2 separate regions of the Homo sapiens genome follow, and region 2 is linked to region 1. Evidence: read pairs that join two places in POLR2A ChIA-PET (ENCODE). Cell type or tissue: GM12878. All regions are shown on one strand. Each heading gives the region's core, and the rest is flanking DNA. Links, peaks and the distances in the headings are about the cores only.

Evidence for each region. ChIA-PET counts read pairs that join two places held together with the same protein. Peaks named below come from ENCODE experiments on the same cell type or tissue, not always from the same donor. Only the 100,000 strongest peaks of a DNase experiment are listed, where the experiment ranks them.
Region 2: POLR2A ChIA-PET joins it to region 1 with 7 read pairs; 1 of 35 experiments calls an interaction of 5 or more read pairs at or near these places.

Annotation. Positions count from the first base shown.
Region 1 is chr9:68,642,122-68,646,525 of GRCh38, forward strand. TMEM252-DT (TMEM252 divergent transcript) reads left to right here. Exons shown (of 5, transcript NR_187592.1): 5 at 1,472-2,329. Among named protein-coding and RNA genes, the nearest start is that of PIP5K1B, 61 kb to the right of the region's middle. RefSeq lists an enhancer at 1,789-1,868. In GM12878, for the core only: no CTCF peak of the experiment used is centred there; a DNase peak (open chromatin) is centred at 2,030; H3K4me3 peaks cover 963 bases; H3K27ac peaks cover 2,188 bases.
Region 2 is chr9:68,548,778-68,553,181 of GRCh38, forward strand. All of the region lies in intron 2 of TMEM252-DT (TMEM252 divergent transcript), which reads left to right. Among named protein-coding and RNA genes, the nearest start is that of LINC01506, 4.4 kb to the left of the region's middle. In GM12878, for the core only: no CTCF peak of the experiment used is centred there; a DNase peak (open chromatin) is centred at 2,494.

The sequences.
Region 1 (4,404 bases), core at 186-4,185:
CTGGAGTGGGATGTGAAGGATGTGATACAGAGTTGTCTCCAGCTTTGGGTTCCAGGATCTCCTTGTTTGGTGAAAGGAGCCTTGACATTTTTCCTTCCTGTAAACTTTGCCATCTTCCTTCTCTGCTTGGCAATTCATGCCTAACAAGTGACATTTCCTAGGGGCAAGATAGCATAACTGTCAAGAATAGGGAATTCCTATTATTAATTTTTTTGGTTTACTTGTAACCACCCAGTGGGTTCACCTTGCCTGCTGCCTAGACAAAGCCAATTTATCAAGGCAGGGGAATTGCAATACAGAAAGAGTAATTCACGCACAGATGGCTGTGCGGTAGATGGGAGTTTTATTATTACTCAAATCGGTCTCCCTGAGCATTCTGGGATCAGAGTTTTTAAGGACAACTTGGTGGGTAGGGGGAGGCCTGTGAGCCAGGAGTGCTGATTGGTCAGAGATGAAAGCAAGGGAGTCAAAGCTGTCTTCTTGTACTGAGTCAGTTCCTGGGTGGGGGCCACAAGATCAGATGAGCCAGTTTATCGATCTGGGTGGTGCCAGATGATCCATTAAGTGCAGGGGCTGCAAAATATCTCAAGCACTAATCTTAGGAGAAGTTTAGGGAGGGTCAGAATTTTATAGCCTCCAGCTGCATGACTTCTAAATCATAATTTTTAACCTTGTGGCTAATTTCTCAGTCCTACAAAGGCAGTCTAGTCCCCAGGCAAAAAGGAGGTTTGTTTTGGGAAAGGGCTGTCATCATCTTTGTTTTAAACTATAAACTGTTTCTCCCAAAGTTAGTTCGGCCTATGCCCAGGAATGAACAAGGACAGCTTGGAGGTTAGAAGCGAGATGGAGTTGGTTAGGTCAGATCTCTTTCACCGTCTCAGTTACAATTTTGCAATGGCTGTTCAATCATTCTAAATCTCAGTTTCCTCAGCAGAAAATAAAGAGATGATAATAGTACCAACCTTATAGGATTACTGTAAATTCTATAAGGTAATTATAGAATTCTATAAGGTAATTATAGAGAGGTAATTCCTATAAGGAGCTTAGCCCAATGGCTGGAAAATATATGTAGGCCATTGTTAATATGCATATATAGTTATAATTACGGTGTAGTTCTGTTTTTCTTCTACCAACCCTATCTTCAAATATACTTGCTGTCAGTTAAAGTTCAATATCTTATAAAGAGATTTTAAGGCTTGGGAAAGATTAGTGAAATCAAGAAACTGGGAGTTGCTAAAAAGTTAGTTATAAGGCAAGAAGCCAGAAACATCACCCTCCCTGGATTCAGGCTGTTCCCCAATAATCTAAAGTGAGAAACATAAATAGGGCAAAGATAATCTACTTCATAAGATTATGAATAAATGACATGCAAGGATTTTTTTTATTCTATAGCTCCTGTCACAGCATTGAGAAAGCAAACTTTTCATGAGGCAGTCACTGTCATTTGCTCTTTATTGCCTTAAATTTCCAGGCCGTGGAACCCCAAAGTCAACCCCCAAGCATCCCCAGAAGAAAAGTACACTTTGAATAATTACAGTCCTTTAACTTTCCTGATTCAACCTTCAAAGGCCACGAATTGCTTCTAACGAAGAAGCTGAAGTGAAAGAAGAAGGAACGTCAACAAAAATGTCTGTTTGTGTTATCTCTTTACTTTCACGGTTTATAGGTTTGGGGGAAAGTTTTTATTTTCGGTGGAATAGAAGAAGGGAAGAAGAGAGACTAAAAAGCATTTCTTAGATTTCCAGAAGCAGTAATGGAAAATCCCGACCCTAGAGTCTTGCTTTCTTCCTAGAAATAGAATGCTCCTGAAGTTCCCAGGAGAGCCCTTGGCAGACAGATGTCAATCATTCCATCCCTTGTTTTGCTGGGTGGAGTCACTGGAGCTTAAAGAAGGGGAAGTAAACTCAAGCACACATCCTGGTGACCTCTAGCCACGGGTCAAATTTCACTGATGTCAATTAAAAATGACCAAAGACCCGCCCCTGTGAAAACCCTGTGGGCAGCCATTTTGTCTCAGGGAAACTGCCCAGATCTGATGTAAAGTATTTCCGGACGTCTCTTCGTTGTATATGGCATTTCCCTGAAATAAGCAACTCTCTGAAAAATATCATAGCGCAGATCAAAATGAAGTACTCTGTGGTGAAGTAGAAGTACACAGTCAACAAAGAAACTTGCCCTCAGGCTGCACAGTAAAACGTTGGAAATCCCAGAGCAGCAACTTGGAAATCCCACCTGCTACATATTTGCCTGAGTACTTTAAGGTTCTATGGACAATTGTCTCTCTGCGTAGATTAACCTTAAATAAACTTGTTGCGTTTTGAGGTGGTATTTCTTGTTTCATTTCTCTTGCTTTTCTCCCCTATTTTATAATAAGTTTCATTCACACTGTGATACTTTAAGAAGAGATAACCTTCTACTAAGGGATGTTGCTGTGATAACCTCCAAGCCACAAACACAGGTTTTAATCTTACCTCAGGGAAGTCCTGCCTCCCTTGCAGACTAGTTTATGTCTGAGTGGATTTGCCTATCAGCGTCTTTTCTGATGAGGCATGTAGCCCAGCACGGCAGCAAAGAATCCTGCAGTAGGCAGATAAAGCTTTCTAAAAATGTTTTAATTTTACTTTAAATTGACAAATAATAATTGTATATACTTATGTGGTACAATGTGATGTTTCAATACATGCATACATTGTGGAATGATCAAATCAGGCTAATTAACCATACACATTACCTTACATACTCATTTTTTTGTGATGAGAACATTTAAAATCTAGTCTTTCAGCAATTTTGAAATATACAATCCATTATTGTTCTAGTCACTACACTGTGCAATAGATCACCAGAACTTATGCCTCAGATAAAGCTTTGAATCCTGTGAATCCTGTTACCACAGAATAGCAAGTGACCTCAGACCAGTTACTTAACCCCTCTAAAGCTCAATTTCCTCATCTCTACTATTGAGACTATAATAGCATCTACTTCACAGGGATGTTGGAAGGATTACGTGCTCTCAAGAAGGCTTAGTAAATCCTAACTCCTACTACATTATTTTATTGAGGTCTCATCGAATTAGATACCCGAGAGAGAGAAAATGAAAGGGAAGTGCTTAACATTTGTGACAACCTTAACGTGATCTGCACATTTCCTAAAAATTATACACTTGTATGACTTCATTTCCCCCAAGATAGTATATTAGTACTTTGGAAAGTGTGAGATGAAAAATTGTTATCCTGAACTGCAATATCCTACTTTCTGACTTCAAATCCTTATCTCTCCTGCACTTCTCACTATACCATCGCTTAGACCTCATTAGGGTCACCTCACGGCCTGTGCTTATCCTCCCACCTTTCCCATATCCTCCCACCTTTCCAGAAACTTTCCATGTATCAGTTACCCCTTCTCTCCTCTCAGCTGGGTCCTTCCCACAAGTAATGAAGCCCTAGGTCACTCTAGGCCTTTCCATATTACAAAATAATATGGAAAGGGCCATGTTTTCCCTCTTGCCACTTCTGTATCTCTCTCTTTTCCTTCAGAGCCAGTCTTTTAACAAATTATGTACTCACTGCTGCCATTTTTTCAAATCTGCCTCACTCTTTAGCACATTACAATCTGGTTTCTAGCCCAAATATTCCACCAAGTCGCCCTCACAAAGATCTCTAGTGGTCTCCATGTTGCTAAATCCAAAAAACTTTTTCAGTCTTTATCTCATTGACCCTCTTGCTGACAATGGGCACAATCCCTCTTGCTTGGACTTTGTTGCCTCTGATACTACATCTTGGTTTTCCTTCCAAGTCTCTGACTGCTCCTGTTTTGTCTCCATTTCTGCCTCTTTCTCCTCTACCTTCCATTAAATATTGAAGTTCCCCAAGTCTCAGTCCTAGACCCTCTTCTCACTTTGTATACTCCACTCTATCCTGACAATCATTATCAATCATGATTTCAGTTATGTGATACCAGCTTACATCTCCAGCCCAGACCACACCTCCATGTTCCAGACCCAGAAGCCCGATTATTTGTTTACCACATCTCCATTTGGAAGGCATTCCTCTTCAATTTGCTTAAGACCAAGTTCATGATCTTCCTCAGCAAAACTGCTCCTTTTCCTTTGTTCTCTGTCTCAATGATTGATACCATTATCCATCCAGCATATATCATTCTTGATGCCCTCTTCTCCCTCACTCACCATACTTAATTCATCACTAGGACCTATCTCTTTCATTTCTTAAATGTCTCTCAAAACAATCTTGATTCCAATATTTCCATAGTCATCACCATAGGATAGTCACTGTAGCATCAATCTAAGCTGCCATCATCTCTTTATTCTCCTGAGTTTTCTCTCCATTCACTCTGCTTTCCCAGCCCCAATTCCTTTCTCCACATTGCAGCCAGTCCCACCATGTCCTT
Region 2 (4,404 bases), core at 215-4,214, 93 kb before region 1:
CTCAGCTCCCTGATGGAGTCAAGAAATATTATGATTTTGTAGGTTGTCAGGCATTTTCTGGTTGTTAGATGAGAGCAATACTCTTTCAGGCTTTCTAACTCCTGGGCAGAAGGGGGGATATCCTTGGCATCATTTCTTTATGGTAAACTTCAATTAGTTTTTCAAATTCTCCTAAAGGTTTTAAGGTTATCTCTTCTCCTGAAGTCATTTTTTATAATTTACAATTTCCTAAAAAACATTCCACTTACATGCCTACAAATTCTCTTCACACACACACACACACATAACGTTCACTTATAATATAATATATGGTTATAATATTATATGCAGTATTCAATTATAATTTTAAAGTCTTATCTGATTTTCTAGGTATGTCACCTTTCCAATTCTTAACATTGCTATTTGTGTCTTTATTCCTTTTTGTTTTTTTGATGAGACTAACCATAGCTATTTCATTAGATTTTTCAAAACTACTTGTTCATGTATTGATCTAAGAGTCAGCATTTGGTTTTATAATCATTCAGGCTTTTTTTAAAGAAAGATTTTATTTTGTTTATAAATTTATATTTCATAAGTTTCTGAAGTTATCATCAATAATTCCTCTAGTCTACTTTGAATTTTTTGTCATTTTGGGATAGTGTCTTCAGTAAATCAGGCCTTTTTAAACGATTCTATTAGTTTTATGATTCACCAGTTTTTGCTTTAATCTTTAACAATTTCTTTAGTCTACTTTTAATGACTGTTTTGTCATCCTTTTTGCAGTATGCTTAATTTATCTCCAATCTTGTTTTCAAATAAATATAATTAGTGCCACCCATTTGTGTCACTTTGACCCAAATCACACACATTTTTATATGCCATGCTCTCATTGTCAGTCATTTCCAAATAATAAGTAATTTCACATAATATAAAAATGAGCAAAATATATAAGCATATAAGTGTTTTTAAAAGAAATAGGAAATAGCCCTTAAACAATTAAAATATGTTCAACCCCACTTATAATAAGGAAAGTACTAAAATACAATTTCTTGCCTATCAGATCAGCAAAAATCTCAGTTTGACAACACACTCTGTTGGCAAGGCTGCAGGGCAAAGATACTCATATATTGCAGGTGGGAATACAACAGCTAGCAAACTTACATTTGCATTTTTCTTTCTGACCCAGAAATCACACTTCTGGAAATATATTCCAAAGATACATTGGCAAAAATACAAAATTTTAAATGTGCAGATTTACTTATTGCAGCAGCATTGTTTGTAATTATATAAGACTGGAAACACTCAAATGGCCATGAATAAGGGCCCAGTTGAATAAACTAAGGTACATTCACGTGTCAGAATGCTATTCAGTTATAAAAAGGAATGAGTAACATCTCTATATTACTAGGGTATACTGATAAGATAACAAATCAAATAACAAAGTTTATAGTATAAAAAAGAGGGGATACAAATATGTATGAATATATGTCAATATTTTCAAAAAGAAACAATGAGATTATCAAAGAAAATTAATTTTTATAATGGTTACCTTTAGGAGGGAGGGAACAGGGTAGGAAGGATACAGTTGGAAGACAGATTTATCTGAATGTGTCTTTAAAATAGTTACAAAATTGGAACTATAAGCATATTTTACATAATTAAAAACCAAATTAAATCAAAGCAAAGTAATCCTTAAAATTTTTCTTTAAAAAAGGTAACAAATGAACCTAACTTCTTATCAGTTTGATTGCTTGCCATAAAAAAAGTATTCTAAGTAAATTTAAATTGCGGTATTTTCACTCAGTGGGAAAGACTCTAGTGTAAAACAATACAAAAACAAAATCTACAAATAAATCCTAATATGCATTCAGTAGTCTTATGGATGGTAAGAATATGGGGTATTGTAATCCTAGCATTGTGGGAGGCCAAAGCAGGCAGATCACTTGAGTCCAAGAGATCGAGACCAGCCTGGGCAACATGGCAAAACCCCATCTCTACAAAAAAATACAAAAATCAGCCAGGCATGGTGGCGTGCCTTAGTCCCAGGTACTCAGGGTGGGTACGCTGGGGATGGGCATGCTGAGGGAGGTCAAGTCTGCAATGAGCCATTATCATGCCACTGCACTCCAGCCTGGGCAGCAGAGTCCCCTTCCTTACAAACCCTTTAGGTAGACATAGGAGCTTCTGGAACTCTATTTATCTCTTTGCACTGTGTCCTGGAAGAGTCAGACTCAATATTGCAGCTCACTAATTTAATACTCATTTGCATCCATTTGGATATTCAGCCCGATTTTTAAAGTAGCAGTGATTGTATTTTCAATAATCCAGAAATCCGATTCTTTTTCTATTTTATGGCTGTGACAGTCATCCCAGTGAATGAAGGTTCTGATTATGGGAGCCATAATCCTCTAGAGTTTTGGGGTAGAAGCTGGCAGGTGTTCAGGTAGATGATGTTGATGTGAGGGGGTTTCTCTCCCCAGCATAAGTGGTCTGGGAACTTCTCACATCAGAAGCAGCTAATGGTTTCCTTTTCTTCCCACCGCTCCTCCTGCCACGCCTTGTTGTATATGTAGAATTACTCAACCCTGCTCTGCTTCTCTGTCCAGAGTCAGCCCTTCTGATAGGAAACTCCCCAGGTTCACTGTTTAAAGCAGTTACCGAGGCTTTAACCAGAAAGCAAACACCACTCTTGCCAAAAATGCAGCACGTGAGAGTGATAGGAAGATCATAACAGGCCAGGCAATTCATAATGTAATCTTTCAATTTTATTTTTTATTTTTCTTGAGACAAGGTCTTGCTCTGTCACTCAGGCTGGAGTGCAGTGGCATGGTCACAGCTTACTGCACCCTCAACTTCCCTGGGTTCAAGCAATCCTTCTGCCTCAGCCTCCCAAGTAGCTGGGACCACAGGCGCATACCACCATACCTAGCTAATTTTTTAATTGTGTGTGTGTGTGTGCGTGTGTGTATGTGTGTATGTGTGTGTGTGTTTATAGTAGAGACAGGGTTTCGCCATGTTGCCCAGGCTGGCCTTAAACTTCTGAGCTCAAGTGATCCTCCCACCTCAGCCTCCTAAAGTGCTGGGATTACAGGAATGAGCAACCACGCCTGGCCCATAATGCAATCTTTTAATTTATTGATCAGATAATTACTGACAAGGCCCCTCCCTGCACTGTACGAGTTAACTCTGAGCTTGAAATTTCTCTAGAACATTAGTGCACAAAACAGCCCTGACCTTTGCAGTAATCTCCTTCTGGTCATTTTCTGCTTTGATTTCTTTGTCAATCAATTCTTTGGTCTGTATTCCAGGAAATCTTCAGAATTTCTGATCTTCGACTGTAACTTTTCTTGTTTGGTATTTCAGTGGAATTTGAAGTCGGGGCGGGGGGAGTAGACTGATGTGCTCAGTCTGCCAATTCGATCCCCCATTTTTTTCTGAGTGTATAAGGATATGAGTGGGTATTGTTTACAAAATTAGGATCACGTTGTATACATAATTTTGTATTTTGCTTTTTTAGTATAACAACATGTGTTTTTTGAAAACAGTATTTTCAGTGATTATATTTTGAATGAGTCTTCGCTGTTTATCATACTGAAGTATAATTACTGATATTCTTTTATTTCTTCCACACTAAATAATAAGGTCCTTGAGAAGAGAGAAAATGTCAGCACTGTAGATCCTTAAGACGAATTGAAATTCCTGGCATGTAGTAGTTCCATAAGTCTTCATGATTCAATCTGATTTTTTTTTTTTTTTTCAGTTAAATAGGTGAGGACCAAGGCAGAGACTTAGAGAGGGGATGGATGGGAAAAAAAGGGAGTAAGTTTGACTTGGCAATAGGGGAGGATTAAATCTGCTCATTCCTGTCTTTTGATTTTATTCCCACTTTCCTTGTTTGCTGCTATTACAGAAGCAGAATCCTTAGTTGAATTGGAAAATATGGTTGTTGAGATTTTCCTCCCCCTTATTAGAGCCCTAGAGACAAGAACCTATCTTTGGAACACAATGTTTCTTTCAGCACATGTCACAATGTGTATAAAGTATTTCTGAGGGGATGTGTTTCTAAGTTAAAGGTATTCTAAGAAGTATAAAGATGGTGCTGATCTACCCAAGTTGCTATTTACTGCCTCAGAAAGATGAGTCATGCCCTGCTTATGTTGAGGGACTGAAGTAACGACTTCTCATAGCCAGGAGTATAATCAAGTCGTGAACATCCATAACAGTAACTATAAACTCTTATGGGATTGTGGCATTAGACGGTTAGAAACCTTTGTTTAAGTGTTTTGGGATGACTAGTTCACTGCACTTGAACAAGTGTTGGAAATCCAAATAAAAAGGCAAAACATTATCCTCACATAGATTTATCATCAAGCTCACATTTTTTTTTAATTTTACAAATATAGTTGAGTGTCTCAAAAACAGATG